Linked DNA regions of Homo sapiens: region 1 is linked to region 2. Evidence: chromatin loops called from intact Hi-C (ENCODE). Cell type or tissue: endothelial cell of umbilical vein. All regions are shown on one strand. Each heading gives the region's core, and the rest is flanking DNA. Links, peaks and the distances in the headings are about the cores only. Region 1 overlaps MSN (moesin). Region 2 holds the start of MSN (moesin).

Region 1 (8,828 bases), core at 280-8,279, 52 kb before region 2:
CAGAGGATGAAGGTAGTGGGTGGGCGTGAACAGAAAAGATTTTTTTAAAGCACCTTGTATATCATCCTAGATCTAAACAGGGCCCAAGGCCCAATTAACAGTTCTAATCATTTTCCACAGGGTTGCAGAAGAATAGTGTGTCCAGATGCAATTGGTGGGAAAAGGCAAGATCCAAGAAACAATCCAGCTGAGAGAGAGAGAAAAAAAAAGAGAGAGAGAGAGAAGACCCACTGAAGATGCTGAAGAGAAGAAGATGGACCATGAGGGCCAGGATATTAGGTCATGGGGGGAGAACAGACTTGGAACAGAAGTAGTAGAGCAGTGCTATGGTTTGGATGTGGTTTGTCCCCACCAAAACTCATGTTGATGCTTCATTGCCGGTGTGGCAGTGCTGGGAGGTAGAATCATTAAGAGGTAGTATGTAATGAGAGGTGTTTCAGTCATGGGGACCCCTGTCCCTGTGAATTACTTGACCTTTTGTCACATTATGAAACAGCACAAAGGCCCTCACCAGAGGCTGAGCAGGTGCTGGTGCCATGCTCTTGGACTTTACAGCCACTACAATTAGGAGACAAATAAGCCTCTTTTCTGTATAAAGTAACTAGCTCCAGGTATTTTATTATAAGAACATAAAATGGGCTGGGCGTGTTGGCTCACGCTTATAATCCCAGCACTTTGGGAGGCTGAGATGGGCAGATCATGAGGTCAGGAGATCGAGACCATCCTGACTAACATGGTGAAACCTGGTCTCTACTAAAAATACAAAAAAATTAGCCGGGCATGGTGGTGCGTGCCTATAGTCCCAGCTACTCGGGAGGCTGAGGCAGAAGAATAGCTTGAACCTGGGAGGTGGAGGATGCAGTGAGCTGAGATTGCACCACTGCACTCCAGTATGGGTGACAGAACAAGACACTGTCAAAAACAAACAAACAAACAAACAAACAAAAACAAAACAAAACAAACATAAAATGGACTCAGACAAGCAGCAACTGGTCTTTGCCTGTACTAACAGACTAATTGTAGAGGCTAAGAGACTCCAAGACTGAAAGGAAGTGAGGTAGGCACAGACTATGCAGCCAGTCCCAGAAATCCCAGGAGTGAGACCGTTAGCCTCTTTTTGCACCACGTTGTCTGTTTCACTATTGGGTGGGAGTAGGGGTGTGATAAGAGAAGGAGGATTAGCCAGGTGTGGTGGCTCATGCCTATAATGCCAGCACTTTGGGAGGCCAAGACAGGTGGATCACCTGAGGTCAGGAGTTCAAGACCAGCCTGACCAACATGGTGAAACCCCGTCTCTACTAAAAATAGAAAATTAGCTGGGTGTGGTGGCACATGCCTGTAATCCCAGCTACTTGGGAGACTGAGGCAGGAGAATCGCTTGAACCCAGGAAGCAGAGGTTGCAGTGAGCCGAGATCGCGCCATTGCACTCCAGCCTGGGCAACAAGAGTGAAACTCTGTCTCAAAAAAAAAAAAAAGAGAGAGAGAGAGAGAAGGATCATGGTGACTAAAGTAGTTCTGAGATCCAGAGTAACTCAGGAGAAGTTGGGCAAAGTAATACCTAAAGTGATGTCAAAAAAAAAAAAAGAGAGAATTCAGGCTCAGTGCTGGGGGGAGGGAGGGTGATCTCTCTGAGCACTGTCTCTTCCTTTGTGAACATAAAGAAATCAGAAACATAAATGTTCCACTTCCTTAGGCTCTAGGGCTTAAAGAGATGAGTAATATCTCTCAGCCTGCACTGAAGTCTCAAAGTGAGAAATTGAGGACGTGGCGGGAAGGAAATATGGTCTGAAATCAGAATTGAAACTGAAAAAGAACAAAGAACAAAAATGGATGACTCCTGACCCCAGGCTACAAGGAAATCTCTAAGGCCCATGGGGGTGCTGTGAACCATTTTATCAGGCAACTCTAAACCCCTTTTCCAAGCCAAGTTTTTCTTGCTTCCAGCTTTGCTTCCAGTTGAGACCTCCATTCCAGAGGAAAGAGAAACCTTATTTTCAAGTGAGAGCTTAGCATCTAGCTTCCAGTTCCAGGAATAACCTCTGTGGCTCCAGTGACTAGGGTCCTTATCATTCCACTCTGAGAAATGGTCCTATCCCTGAGGAAAAAGAAAATTCTTTATTGGCTCCCTTTGACCCGACAGCCAGCTTATCGGATCTGAGCCAGTATTTCTCAAAGCTCCCATGGAAAAAATCCTTAAGCAGCAGAAAATAATGAATGCATATACCCAAGGGACATAGGGGGTGTGGTAGGATGGGGTAGGGGGAGATAATAGGTAGATGGCTGTAACCCAGCTATAATTTCTTTGAAGCCTCAGGTTTAATTATTTGTGCAAATTTTATATTCTACTCCATAAATAATGAATTTTTAAAATTATTGCAAGTAAAATTAATGCTCTAGAATACTAAACCACATTCATCTCACAGCTTTGTATCCCTCCTGGAACCTGCCCCATACACCTAAAGAAAGTAGGACTTCAGTTTTTAAGACACTAGCTTAAGAAACTGGAGGTTGTGTATTCTACTCAGCTCCATGACTGTGGAGAGTTACAGGGTTCAAGCAACATAAAATGGAAAACTGAGGTGCAGTGAAAAGAAAAGATCTGCCTTGGAGTACATCCTCGTTAATTATCAGGAGCTTCTGGAAGCAAGAAAAAAAAACCCTTTACCTCCTTTTGACATGTGGAGGCAACCTACATCTGAGGTCTGTAGAGGGGAGCGGAGATCAGGTCAGCTTAGGAGCCCAGAGATTCTCTTCTTGAATCCCCCATGCATTTATCTGAGTAAACAAACTAGTGATGTCATCAGCCACTTCAAAAGCCCAGAAATTCTCTTCTTGAATCCCCCATGCATTTATCTGAGTAAACAAACTAGTGATGTCATCAGCCACTTCAAAAGCCCAGAGCATGGCCGGGCGCAGTGGCTCATCCTGTAATCCCAGCATTTTGGGAGGCTGGGGCGGGGCAGATCTTTTGAGCTCAGGAGTTCGAGACCAGCCCAGGCAACATGGTGAGACCCCATCTCTACTAAAAATACAAAAAGATAGCTGGTGTGGGCACCTGTGGTCCCAGCTACTTGGAAGGCTGAAGTGGGAGGATCACTTGAGACTGTGGGGTGCGAAGGTTGCAGTGAGATCACACCACTGCACTCCAGCCTGGGTGACGGAGCGAGACCTTGTCTCCAAACACACACACACACACACACACACACACACACACACACGAGCGTGCACGCCTAGAGGAGAATGAGGGAGTAATGCTGGAGCCACAAGAGAAGAACTGTGTGAGAAACAATGTGCAAAACTGCATCAATGCCCAAACACCTGAGACCCCCAAGATACCATTACAGATTTGGCAGCATCTGCATCAGCCACCCACCTGAAAGCAAATTATTGCACCACTGGAAAGCACCAAGATGGGCTACCACTATTGCTGTTTCTGTTATTACACATTGCCTGTGGTCAAGTGGTCACCTGCTCTATAACAGAGAACATACTCAGCTGAGGTTCTAAGTTTCTTTCTTTTATCGTTTTTTGTTTGTTTGTTTAGAGATAGGGTCTTGCTGTTAACCAAGCTGGAGTGCAGTGGTGCAATCATAGCTCACTGTAACCTTGAACTCCTGGACTCAAGTGATTCTCCAGCCCCAGCCACCCAAGTAGCTAGGACTACAGGCATGCACCACCATGCCCAGCTAATTTTTAAGTTTTTGTAGAGATGGGGTCTCGCTATGTTGCCCAGGCTGGTCTGAAGCTCCTAGCCTCAAGTGATCCTCTCACCTTGGACTCCCAAAGCACTAGGATTACAGGCATGAGCCACCATGCCCAACCTAGCTAGGGTTCTAAGTTTTGGAAGCAGGTAAAGTGGAAGAAGGTTCCAGAGGACAGTTGATCAAAAGCATTAGAAAAACTGGAAATGCTATGTGCCCTGGTTTAAGCCCCAGCTATACCACTTCCTAGCTATATGACCTTAAACAGATAATTTCACCTCTGTAAGCCTCAGTTCCTCATCTGTAAGATGGAGATCCTCCTACTATAATATATGTTAGTTATTTTATAAAATGAAAAAAAAAAAGGTTTACTGTCCTTATTGCAGAGTATTCAAGTCCTAAGTACTTTACTGAGCCAGAAGAACTTCCTGATTTCATAGCTCCCTCATCTGAACTCTCAGGGCAATGCCACCTACTTTAGTCCTTAATAAGAACCACCAATATTAGAATGCTTGGTATGCACCAGGCATTTTACTTATTTGAGGATTAAATCACAAAATCTGAGATTAGCATGATTATCATTTTACAAAGGAAAGGAAAGTACTGAGAGGCTAAATGAGCCATCCAAGGTCACACAGCGAAGTAACAGGACAGAATTTGAACTCAGGGCTGGTTCTAAATCCTATGCTTTATATATCACCCCATGGAACCTGACCTCAAGGGCGTTTATTTCTTTCTTTGTGGGTAGAGAGTTGCATGTGCCTTTCTATGCTTTTATAGGTAAGGAACTCCAAGTTCCTGAAGAACAGAGATGGTGTTCGACAGTGTAGACCTTCAGTCAATATTAAATGAATCAGTAAATAGATGAATGAATCGATGCTTTGAGATTTCACCTCTGTCCTTGAGCACAGCCCTTTAGTGGCACCTAGGTAATCCAAGATCAAAAGCTTTAGAAGTTGAAGCAAGTGACAAAATCACTATAGCAAAACATGTTCTCTCTCCCCTCTAGCTGTAGCACACTCACAAGAAGAGAGGTAAATGAGACAAACTATGAGTCCTACTTCCCTTTCCCACCAGGCCCTAGACTTCCTCAAGCTATGGCATCCCATTGTTGCCTATTATTTATTGCTGGTGCCAAGGAGTACTTCCTCTCTGGTTGGCTTCCTCTCTGGTCATTGGCCAGATGACTGCTGCGTTCCAGGATGGCCATAAAGCTTTTGCCAATTCCTGCCAAGGAGTCTAGCTCCTTCCTCCCAGGCCCAGGCTCTACCAGGAGGGCCTCCTTGAATGATGGGTCCCAAGAGCCAGACAGAACGGACTTCCTCCCTTATGCCTCATCAAGTTAGAGAGAGAAGAGCTCACATCCCCCAAATGCCTATGAACACATAACTCTACTGATTCCTGACCTGACCTGCCTTGGCCTCAAGAGGGCCAAATGCTCAATTCCTTGAGTTCAAATCTTTTTCCCTGTATTTTCTCACCTGTGGGGTCCACCTCTGTCCCTCTGACTCACAGAATGTGACTGCCCCCCTCCTTCTTATGATAGTCCTTCAGAGGTCTGAAGACAGAAAGCATATCTTCCTTGAGTCTTCTCTAAGTTGAATACTCCCAATCACCCCAAACAGAGTAGTGCAGTGCAGGAAAAGTATAGTTTTGTGATCAGAGTTGTATTCAAAATTCCATATCACAACTTACTAACTACATGACCTAGAGTATGTTCTTTCACCTCACAGAGGCAGGAGCATTGTGAGGATTAAAGCGCCTAGCCAGGAATAGGCCATAGTATGTGCTCAATAAATGATACTTCTCAAGATAACAATGATGAGAAGTCATGGACTTCTTGGTTTCCAAGTCTCCCAAAGGCTTTGTTTTGGAAGCAGTAGCATTCAGAACTAGCATACCAATCTGCCCAGGGTTCCCTACTATCTGGGGTTCCCTACTATCTGGACTTCCCTCAAATCCACACCCACAGCACACAAACCAAACCAACACTAACAAAAAACTACCAGGCATTGAGGTTTTTTGAAGTTAATAAACCTCTTTGTTCAAGAATTTTTCTGCCCCCACTAGGCTCCAAATCATGCCTTCCTCATCCTCCACAGCCATCCCCCTGCAATGCACATATACAAAGCCCCCAGTGTTGAGGGTAGAGGATGGCGTCATCTGGTTTGGGATGGGGAATTAGTAGAATCAGGGCTCTTGGAAGGAGTATAGGTAAATGTCAAAGGAGCCTCTGGCTCCCAGCTGGTCTGTAAAATCTGCACTGACTAACCGCTTCCCTCTCTAATAGCTGCTACCCAGAATGATACTGCTGTCTAAAGCAAAGGGCCCAAAAGCCTATGTGTTCTATGGACACTTCCTCCCTTTTGTCTTAGAGACAGTAAAAAGCCTGTCAAGGAAGAGATGATCCCCCTGCCAGCTAGCCCTACCTCCTCACATATGCCAGCAGCTGATCATACTCAGGTGAGGCATTTCTCTCCTTTTTACAGAAAAGGATTGTCTGAAATCCCAATACTAGGAACAGAAATGGGAGAGAAAGAGAGATGGAATGCACAAATAAATGCCAGAGATAAATTTTCTGAGAGATAACCAGATTTGAGAAACAAGTTAGGCATTGTACAGATGAGAAACTGAGGCCCAAATAAGGGAAACGTTTGTATCACAGCGAATTAGTGATAGAGCCAACCCTACAGCCCAAGATTCATGACTTTCTATCCAGGCCCTTTTGACTTCACTAGGCTGTCCCTTTAAAAGTTCTCCAATATAACCTCCATGTGAAGAGAGAATGCAAAGCACAATTATAATTAGAATGCATTTAGTCATTCCAGACTAGCACCATAATCACTTGTGAGCTATGTGAATGTAAGCACATCACTTTAATTGTAGTAAACTTGTATTTAAATATTCCTCAGACTAATTTGTATTTTCACCAATTAAGTATCAATGATTACACTTTGCCATTCAAAGTAAAACAAACACAAAACAAACTCCAGAGAAGTAAGTTCCACCTAAATCTGAAGTTAGATATTCTGAGGATCATTAAGCCCATCTCCCAATTCTCCCAATTCTAGATTATTTTTCTTTACTTTTTTTTTTTTTTTTTAGAGACAGAGTCTTGCTCTGTCACCTAGGCTGGAGTACAGTGGCGTGATCATAGCTCACTGTAACCTTGAACTCCTGGGCTTGAGCAACCCTCCTGGCACAATCTCCTGAGTAGCTGGGACTATAGGTGTGCACCACCATGCCATGCTAATTTTTAAATTTTTTGTAGAGACAGGGTCTCGCTGTGTTACCCAGGCTGGTCTCGAGCCCCTGGGCTCAAGCAATCCTCCCATCTCAGTGTTAGGATTACAGACATGAGCCACCACATCACGTCAACTCCAGCTCAATTAATAATACAAGAAGCACAATGGTATTGGAAAGGGAGCTATCATTTATTACTTCTCTACCATATGCTGGATGCTTTCTTCCAGCTAACACTTTCTTTCCTATTTGTGTTTTCTTATCTTTCTCACCTATTTCGAATTTATCTTTTTGGATTGGACATCCTTATATGCCACTATAATCAGATTTTTGAGTAACAGGTAAGATACAAAACATAACACACTCACAAAAATCCTGTGAGGTAAGTATTAGATATTTCTCGGGGGGAGGGGATGAAGATACCAACCCAGAGAGTTCAATAATTTTCCCAGGGTCTAACTAGGAAAATGAGGATTTTGTGTCCTCATCTGTAAAACATGCCCATACTAATTCATGCACTCACAGAGCTTTGTGATAGTCAAATGCTTATCATAATACTTAGCATACACTGAGTCCTGGATAAATGTTAACTCTCATCTGTATTAGCCACAGACAATAATTTTCCCACTCTATGTAATAAGAACTCAGAAGGTGTACCCAAGCTGTCCTCAAATTTCTAGCCCTCTCCTACCCCTGTCTCCATTCTACTCTTGTCTTTTCTCTCACCAGTCAGAAGTATTCACAGGAATAGAATTAGCTTATTTGAACACTACCTCCTTCTTTTTTTCTTCCTCTCTCCAACCCTGGGGAAGTTCTCATATGGTAGAAGGACACAGAGAGCAAGGAAGAAAGGGAAGCAAGAGGGCCTGGAGAATCCATCAGGGTGATATGCAGCCTAACATCCTGGACAATAACTCAGACCTCCACTTCATCGGAGTCTGGTGGAGAAATAGGATAATGGCCTGTCTGGTGAGGTCCCAGCCTCTGGAAATGGGAGCCTCATTTTTGCTCCTAGAAGTCTGGCCACAGACGGCACATTCCCTTGAATGCTAAAAATGTCTGTAGCTGCCATCTGTTTATTATAGTATACAGTACATCCTTTCTGACAATAATGATTCACAATGAAGGGACACCCCTTGGGTTGGAGATGGGAATGACCTCTTCACTATGGCGAGTAAGCAATTATCTTCATGGCATGCCTGTAGGAGATGAAGCAGCCTCCTACTGCATCCATCAACTCCCATGTTGTCCTAAGTCCCAACATTCTTTTGAGAGAAATGTGCATAGAGCTTACTACCTCAGGGAGAGTAAGTTAGTTTCCTTCTACTAGGAAGCAAAAACATGGGACAGAGGCAGTGTGGTGCAGTGGCAACAATGTGGAGTGCAAATCCCAGCCAAATATCATTTGGGTGCAATTAAGTTATTTAACTTCTGAGCCTCATCATTAAAATGGAGAAGACATCACTTACATGTTTCAGAGTTAAAAGGAAGGCTCCATATGCTAAGATTTTTAAAGCATCTAGCATAGAATATACACCATTTTCTTTTCTCCCTTATTCAGGACCAAAGATAAAATTAATCAGGACCATAGGGTGCAGGCTGCCAAAGTTTAACTTTGCCTCCTTTCATATTAAGTCTGGAATCAGCCTTCATTTTGATCTATCTTGGAGTGAACAGGAAGAGAGATTCTTTGACAAGAGGCAAAAGTCATGGATTGTTGGCATTGTGGTGGAAGCTATTCAGAGAAGGAGAGGAGGCTAAGGAGTCTCCGCCTTACCTGGTCAAATAGCTGCTTCCCGGTGGTGTTGGGCTGGATGGCAAACTCCAGCTCTGCATCCATGGTGGTCACACGCACACTGATCTAGGATGAGATCAAAGGAAGC
Region 2 (8,766 bases), core at 767-8,766:
TACCTTCCTGGGAAGTGCTACAAAGAGTTCCTGAGACAAGGTCAGAGCCTGAGCCATTTCCAAATAAAGAAACCCATGAGATCAGCTCTACACACTCAGAGGAACTTGCTCTTCCCATGGCCATAACTCCACGGTCATGTCACCACCAGCACAGAGGGAGAAGACACTGAGCACCTCACAGTGAGTGCCATTTAGAAGGTAGGCATTCACCATCCCTCCCCTACACTGGAGCCAAGCAAGTTAGGTTTTAGTCCTGGCACTATCACCAGTTCACTCAAATCCTTTCCCTTTTCTGGACTTTAGTGCCCCCATCAAGAAGATAAAGGCTGAGGCAGAAGATTTAAGGCCAGCTCAGTTGTTCCATGGTTCAAAACACTCCTGTGAGAAACCCTGCCCATCCAGAACAACCAGCTAAAGGAAAGCTTAAGGCTAGGGAAGCTCTGGGTTGCCCTAGATGCAAATGCCTTTAAAATGCTGTACCCCATACAAAATTAGCTGGGCATGGTGGCGCATGCCTGTAATCCCAGCTACTCGGGAGCCTGAGGCAGGAGAATCGCTTGAACCCGGGAGGTGGAGGTTGCAGTGAGCTGAGATCGTGCCATTGCACTCCAGCCTGAACAACAGCAAAACTCCGTATCAAAAAAAAAAAAAAAGCTGTACCCCACAATAGCCAGTCCTCAGCTCACTGGTGGTAGATACTTTATGAGGTTTGTTTAGGAGCCCTTAGGAAGGCCTCAATATCTACCAATATATCTAACTACCACACTCACCATGTTAGAAGAAAATCTGAAACATAATCTAGTAGCTTCCGGGCCTTCCTTTCAGCAGAAATAAAAAGGACTATTCTACTATCAGGCAGGCGGTCACTGAAAAATGTGGGAAGAATGGCAGGAAAATCTATGAGGCTTTTAGTGTTTGTCCAAAGCTTTTCAGTCAACCCACAGTCTTCATAATATACTCTCACTTGGTTTATTTCTTTCCACAGTAAGGAAAGACACAGCCCTTTCTCTCCCATGACTCGGGAAGAAATGGCCAAGAGTACTCAAGCCAGTATTCTTCTTGGATCTACTAATGAAACAAACCAACTCCCATGTGAGAAACAGTCCATTCTGAACTCAGCACTTAAGAAGAAACAGCACTCAAGGAGTATAATGGGACAAGAGGATACATTTTAATAAGCGCTGTTCAATTTTGTATTTCCAATACTGCCTGGCACATAGAAGGTACCCAAATGTTGAAGAAAGAATGTCTGAAGGAATGAACATACATATAAGAGACTCAATGCTCTTATACCATCAAGATTCTCAAAAACATCAGTACTGGAGGGATTCCTAGAGTTTACCCATCACTGGTACAGCTCCCTCATGACAAGCTGGAGAGACAGAGGGCCTGAAGAAAGGACTTGCCTAAAGTCCCACTTCATTTGGCTCACTTTACTGAGGACAGGAGAGAAGTTCTTCTTATATGGAAAGAGAAGAAAAATTCTCAGTTCAGTGATGCTTTCCATTTCCCAGCACCCACCTTCCAAATTCATGGAATCCTGAGCTAATCCTCCAAAGTGACAACTTCTATACCACAGATTAGAACCTGGAATTGAAAAGTTTTTCAGCTCTCTCAAGCATGAAATGGAAGGAGGGATGGACAGCAAAGCCAGTCAGTCATGAAAAGACCACCCCCTTCACTTGAACCAACAGACTATCCCAAAGGAGACCACATCTGTACCCTGTTTTTTCCTTTTTGCAAGCAAAGTAATAGAGCAGGTGGCAGGGAAAGAAGATTCTGAGTTAGGAAAGAGGCACATGATAAATTCAATTCTATCTTTGAAAGATTAGAGACAGACTATTAGCAATCTGTAACAATGCCAAATTTCCAGCAGCTATGGTTATGAAAGGCCTAACTCTGGTAGTGTTGGTAGCCAGATATTCTCCCCTCTGGGGACCCTGAGTCTAGAAATTCCAGTGGGGGAAACTCCCAGAAAGATACAAAGGGACCTAAGACAGGCTGTTGCCATGCAACACTAGAACAGAGTTCAGAATAATTGTAGCTGTCATATTATCTCATCCAGAGAGAATTAGATTTGGAGGCAGGGGAAATAGACTAGATGACTTCCAAATGTCCTTTCCAGCTCCATCATTCGGTAAAGTAGTTTCATGGGAGGAGGAGGTAAGAGAAAAGTAAGAACAACACCCTAAAACAAGCTACTGTTGCAGGCAGCTAGAGAATGGAAAGTTAGAAGATTAGTGATCAATACTACTTCTATCACTGACTCACAGAGCAACCTTTCCCTCTCCAAGCCTAACACGAGAGAGCATAGATTAGTTGGTGTGGGTCCCACAAAGGCCTTCCTGCCCCACCAGCCCCCTCCCTACCCAGAGGGCTGTTAAAAGAAAAGCGTAAAGGAAATTCCCAAGATGGTTCCTGCTCTGTCTCTATCATCTACACTTTCACAAAGGGCCAAGTGAACTGAAGAACCCAAGTGGAGAGATGCAGGATCCTCTCTCATATGACCTCTCTTCCTGATCCTTTTCCCCCCACTTAAGTCTGTAGGCAGGGCTGGTTCAAGGGTTAAAAGACTAAGAATCTGGCTCCTATTTACCAAGTACCACTTTAGTGCCACTCGAGTGGCTCAAGTAATGCTAGGAATGGCAGGAGAATAAACAGTCCACATAGTCCCTGTTAAAGTTTAGCTGAATGCCGACCCAAACACCTTCAAATACTTCAAGGATCTAGGCTCTATGTCTGCTCACATTGATGGTCCCATCAAATGACCACTCGATTGCCTTTCCCCTGATCTGTTGATCTATGGCTAAAACCCCAGCAGATCAAAGAGGTGTTTCACCAAGACTGACCCTCTAACTAAGACCTAGATTCAAGTCCTAGTTTTGCAACTGGCATACTGCATCACTCTAGGTTAGTCTCCCCCTAACATGAGTTTCAGTTTCATCATCTATACAATGAGAGGAATTGGACTTTATAGTTGTGGAGAGCCTTTTCAATACTAACATCTAATAAATCCCAAGGAAGGAAACCAGAAACTCAAGAACATCTCGAAAATTCAAAACACTCTTTTTTTAGGAAATCCAAGAAAGCCTCAAAGCCTTTGTGATCCTAAAAGAAAAAAATTAAAGAAGGTAGGGAGGGGGAAAGGCCTTTTTAAATATATATATATATATATATATATATATATATATATATATATATATATATATATATATAACTGTCATCATCACCAAAAAATGTAGATGGCAATTAATAAGCTTTTCCATTCTGGCTACTAAAGCAGACTCAGGAAACTGGCAACCAGAAGCAGAGTCCAAGGAATGGCAAGAAGGCAAGGGTGGCGGTGGGTAGTGAGGCATGTTTTTTTGTTTTTTTGCTTTTTTTGTTTTTGAGATGGAGTCTCACTCTGTCACCCAGGCTGGAGTGCAGTGGCGTGATCTCGGCTCACTGCAACCTCCGCCTCCCAGGTTCAAGCGATTCTCCTGCCTCAGCTTCCCGAGTAGCTGGGATTACAGGCGCACACCACCACGCCCAGCTAATTTTTGTAATTTTAGTAGAGACAGGGTTTCACCATGTTGGTCAGGCTGGTCTCGAACTCCTGACTTCATGATCTGCCTGCCTCGGCCTCCCAAAGTGCTGGGATTACTGGCTGGAGCCACCACGCCCGGCTGGCGTGTTTTAACAAATGTAGGGGAGGTTGGGCTGACTAGGAGGGACAATTAGCTATAAAAGTGAAACCGACCCTAGATAGGTTGTAGACATGCTGCAATATGAATGAACGAGTTTGATTTTCCACTACCTTTCTCCATCTGTCACACGCTAGAAATAGCCTAAAGCACATAAATGAAAATGGAGCAGAGAAAGGGAAATTTTTTCCCCTTTTAATTAAAATTACTGGTTGGTATTCAGTGAACTAGGGTGTGCCCCTGAACACCTTGGCCTTGGTATGAGGAATAAGAAAAGTAACAGAAGGCACCTGGTGACACTACCGAACCTTACCAGGAGACCACACAAATGTCAACCTTGGCCACTTTGCTCAAATTACTCATTTCCTTTTATCTGAGGACCATAAAGGTCTGAGAACAGTGGGCAATTTGTTTGGAGCAAGAAAGGGAACTCAAATGTCAAGAACTCAATCATTGGGTCAGAATAAAGGGTCAATGAGATGAGCATCAGAAAGCCTGGACCCCAATCTTGGCTCAGTCACCATGTGCCCTTAGGTAGGTCTTTCCCTGTAGGTCTCAATAGCCTCATTAGATTTTTGTTTTAGTTTTAGTTTTTTTTTTTAAGAGAGTTGTACTAAATAGTCTCCAAGGTCCCTTTCAGGTTAAGATTCTATGATCTTAACAGACATAATATAGTTGCTTTTCCTAAAAGTTGACCATTCCTTGAGTCAAAGTATAGAAAATTCTCTAATACTTCCAGTCTATCAAAATTCAGCCCTCTCCTTCCAATTTGATTCAGGTTTCAGTCAATCTGCATAAAAATGCCTTCAGTATTTAGGTACCCTCATTACTCCAGGCCTGACTACAAACAGCTTATACTCCATTCTCTCTCCATTCCCAGGAAAACAATAAACACGCTGTCTTGTCTTCTTTGCCACTTTGACTCAGATGAGACGGTTAATGCAAGTTTGAAGCAACTTCCAGGCCCATGAAGCTGTGTTTCAAAGTGGGCTATCTCAGAACTGAGGATGAGATATGCCACTACAGAAGAAAGACCGTGGAGCAATGTCTATTCCCAGAGATCCACCCAACTGTTCAGGCAAAGCCGCACCTTAAGAGGAGTCAGGAGTCAACCACAGAGAGAGACCCAAAGAGCCGCTCCTGACAGGATCTTTATAATCTTGTTTTGGCAGACAATGGGATATTTTCCCCTCTCTCCAAAACCATTACTCTCTCTCTTTGGGGGCGGGGACTAGGGAACAAAGTGTGTAAAAGCCTCATGTCCTAAAACCACAAGCAATTTAAAGGAGATAGACAGTGAAAGCACATACTTTTTGAAAACTTGGTGTTTCTGAAGGACAAGGTTCTGGAAAGGCAAGAACGACTTGGCAGTGAGGCTGGTATACAGTAACGTGGCAACCAAAGCTCATCACAAACCCAAAAGGCTGGGCCCCCAACTCTCCTCCTCTCATCCCAGGGGACCTTCAGCCCTTTTCAAGGCTACTAGTCACTATCTCACCTCTACAAGGCTCAAGCAGTCCTGGGGAGACATGTTTGGGAGCACTGCATTGCCTAGGCCAGCTCAACAAGCTGTTTGGCCTAAGGGACTCAAGCCAGGGTGGTCACCAGGCCTTTCTGAGCAAGGGAAGGGCCTCAGCAGCCATTTGGCATGACTTGCACAAAAGCAAGCAGAGCTCATTAGTCAGGCACACCCCTCCTCCCCTCTCCCTCCTGGGCATCCGGCCCCCCTATCCCCACTCCCAGGAGGCTTCTGTTCCTCTCGTAACAGCCAGTGGGGTGGAGACGCATCCCCAAATCAACCACCACTCTAGAAAGGTGTGGCCCCACGAGAAAACCCACACCACACAAAATAGTCCGGAGGGGATAGGAGGAGATAGAGAGGCATTAAGCAATAGGAGGGGCAGGGATTTGGAGGTGGAGAGGAGGGAGAAACCGGTCCTCTCTCCCAGGAGATGGGGTAGGCCTCTCCTCAGACTGGTGCCTAAATAAGTGTTGGTGCTCTCGGGTGCAGCCTCGATGACGATTTCCTCACATCTCTCTCCTCACCTCCTAGTGGAAAACAGCTGGAGCCACCCGGTGAGGCTGTGGGAAAGATGAGTGGGGGTGCCGGATCCGCCCCGAGCGGCTCCCTCCTTTCTCCCTGCTTCTCTGTTCCCATGTCCCCTCTTGGACATTGGCAGCCTTGCCCCAGAAAGGTGCCAATTCCTGGGTTGGGGAAAGTGTTGTCTTCTGGACCAGAATCCTCTCCTCTGTGCCCATGGCCCATCAGGGAAAAGGGGAAACCCCAGGCCCCAACGAAGCCGTCCTGACTGTTGCATCTCAGACACAGGGAACTGGAACCTGAGAAAGAGGCAGGCCTCGCCCCGTCCAAACTTCCAGCCTGGACACCCCCTCAACCCCTGAGGGCGCACCAGACCAGGATCCCACTCCGGTCCCCTCCCTACCCTTGGCTATGGCGGAGGGCGCGGCGTCCCAGGCGGGCCGGTGGCTGGCCAAGCCCTCAGCCATCAGCAAAGGGCTATGAGGCTCAGCCAGAGCCATTGGGGTCGACAGCGCCCACCTCCGGCACTCACCGTTTTGGGCATGGTGGCGGCAAAGGCAGCGGAGTTGGCGAAGTTTAGCTAGGACTGTCGGGCAGTGCTGAGCACGCAGTACACACGGCTTGGATTCGGCTGGCCGGGGACTCAGATTGGGTCCCTCACTAGCGTCGGGGCGACTGTTAGGCTTCCTGCTAACGGGCCACGACTTCACAAACCCCACCCAGGAAAGAGCCGCCCCTGTCGCGCCGCCCGCTCCTTTATGTGGCCCGGCTTCCGCGCCGCTCCCCGCCCTCGCGCCCGCCTCCCCGCCGACCGCTGGCCTTGCCCCGCCCAGCCCCGCCTGGCCAGGCCCGGCGCAGCCAGGCCACAGCGGCCACGTGGGGGGCCCGGCTGGGCCCGGGCGGACCTAGGGTAGCTACCACTCCCCACCCAGACCCACCCGGCTCCTCTCCCACCCTGGTCACAGCCCCTAGCCTTCCACGTCCTGGCCTTCCAGCCCCACCCCCACTCAGGGCCCAGACCCTGGGCCCTGACAGATGCTTACTCAGCCCCTGACTGCAACTTTCCACTGATGGGGAGCTCACTACCTATCTTTTCCTTCTCTAGACAGCTCTGGCTCTTAGAAAGTTCTTGCCGTGTCTGAACTCCTTTTCTCTATGGCTTCCATCCATGGATCTCAGTTCTGCTCCCTGAGGCCACACAGATCCCCTGTTGTCCCTAACAGCTCCTCAAAGGCCTGAAGATCTCAGGTCCACAGGAAACTTCTCTTCTTTTGGCTAAACTGCCTCACCTCTTAAAACACTTCATCCATTCTCTTCCGTAGGACTCTCCCCATCATATTTCCTACCCATCCTTGCTCAGTCCTCATTTATCTTTCCTTCATCTAAATCCCAGTCTTCACCTTCCTCAAATCAGTGACCTGATCCTTTAGCCCCTCTCCCAGTACATTCACTTTCTGATGTCCTGATGGGGCTGGCTATAATTCCCTCAGGTTAGATGTGACCTCCCTAGTCCACACCCTTGGGGTTTGTCTGCCAGCTCCCTTTCTCCTTCTTGTCAAGGTCACAGAATCCCAGGATGGCAGTGTTCTAGACTGTTGAAGTCGTCTGGTCAAGTCTGAGTTTTAGGCTGAGTGCGGTGGCTCATGACTGTAATCTTAACACTTTGAGAGGCTGATGCAGGAGGATTGCTTGAGCCCAGGAATTCGAGACCAGCCTGGGGAGCATATCAAGACCCCCTCCCATATCTATACAAAAAAAATAAGTGAGAGCCGGGCATAGTGGCTCACTCCTGTAATCCCAGCACTTTGGGAGGCTGAGGCGGGCTGATCACCTGAGGTCAGGAGTTCAAGACCAGCCTGGCCAACATGGTGAAACCCCGTCTCTACTAAAATTACAAAAATTAGCCGGGCACGTGCCTGTAATCCGAGCTACTCGGGAGGCTGAGGAGGGAGAATCGCTTGAACCCGGGAGGCGGAGGTTACAGTGAGTCAAGACTGAGCCAGTGCACTCCAGCCAGGGCAACAGAGTGAAACTCTGTCTCAAAAATAATAATAATAATAGTAAGTGAGACCATGTGCAGTGGCTTACACCTGTAATCCTACCACTTTGGGAGGCCAAGACCTGCAGATCACTTGAGGTCAAGAGTTTGAGACCAGCCTGCTCAACATGGCGAAACCTCATCTCTATTAAAAATGCGAAAAAAAAAAACAAAAAAATTAGCCGGGTGTGATGGCACGTAGTTCCAGGCACTCGGGAGGATGAGGCAGGAGAATCGCTTCCGGGAGGCGGAGGCTGCACTGAGCCCAGATTGGGCCACTGCACTCCAGCCTGGGCAATAGCACAAGACTCCGTCTCCAAAAAAAGTAAAATAAAATAAGTCCGAGTTTTAGTTTGAAAGTGGCTGGCCATAGTCCTTTTTTCCTCCTCTCCACTGGCAACCATGTGAAGGCATGGTCTGAGTATCCTTTGTGAGGTAAGGCACCACAGATGGTAAGCCAGTTTGAGACAATGGAAAGGATACTTGAGAGGTCAGGACACCTGGCTTCTACGTATAGCTCTGCCATTAACTCATCCTATGACCACTATGTGGCCTTGGGTAATTCCCTCCCCCTCTCTGGGCTTGAGTTTCCATTTCTGTAGCAAGAAAGGACTGGACTCCGGGGCTTCCAAGGTCCTTTCCCACTCTGACATTATAAAGGGATGAGAAAGGAAGTATACTCCCTAGGACAATAGATGAGCCTAACAGGATTGCATATGGGCTGGTCTTGCATTTGCACTCAGGAACCAGTAGTCTGATTCCATCCTCTTCCTTTGCCTTCCCAGACCAACAGTGTCCACGATTCAGTGTGCCTCGGTTTCTCTCACTGCTAACAAGATTCATTGATGTGTGCTAGGGTAAACAAAGTTCCCTGCCAAGATCATTTCCTTGAGCTAAGCATTTGTTCAAAGAGCAGCACTCATCGGAAAGCCCAAACAGTCTCCATGAGCAGTTGTCCCCAAGGAAGAGCAGCACTCACCAGAAAGCCTCAGCAGCAGGAG

The links. A loop is a pair of places that touch in the nucleus more often than their neighbours do. Peaks named below come from ENCODE experiments on the same cell type or tissue, not always from the same donor. Only the 100,000 strongest peaks of a DNase experiment are listed, where the experiment ranks them.
Region 1: a loop joins it to region 2, with 5 times the contacts of the local background. A loop is called at or near these places in 17 of 110 quality-filtered maps.

The regions. Positions count from the first base shown.
Region 1 is chrX:65,716,796-65,725,623 of GRCh38, reverse strand. MSN (moesin) reads right to left here. Exons shown (of 13, transcript NM_002444.3): 2 at 8,723-8,806. Among named protein-coding and RNA genes, the nearest start is that of MSN, 54 kb to the right of the region's middle. RefSeq lists a silencer at 2,543-2,837. In endothelial cell of umbilical vein, for the core only: a CTCF peak has its summit at 5,136; a DNase peak (open chromatin) is centred at 4,913; H3K27ac peaks cover 3,733 bases.
Region 2 is chrX:65,665,347-65,674,112 of GRCh38, reverse strand. It overlaps MSN (moesin), which reads right to left and starts at 6,459. Exons shown (of 13, transcript NM_002444.3): 1 at 6,260-6,459. The coding sequence starts at 6,271. RefSeq lists a silencer at 6,438-6,767. In endothelial cell of umbilical vein, for the core only: no CTCF peak of the experiment used is centred there; DNase peaks (open chromatin) are centred at 5,362, 6,262 and 6,522; H3K4me3 peaks cover 2,991 bases; H3K27ac peaks cover 5,320 bases.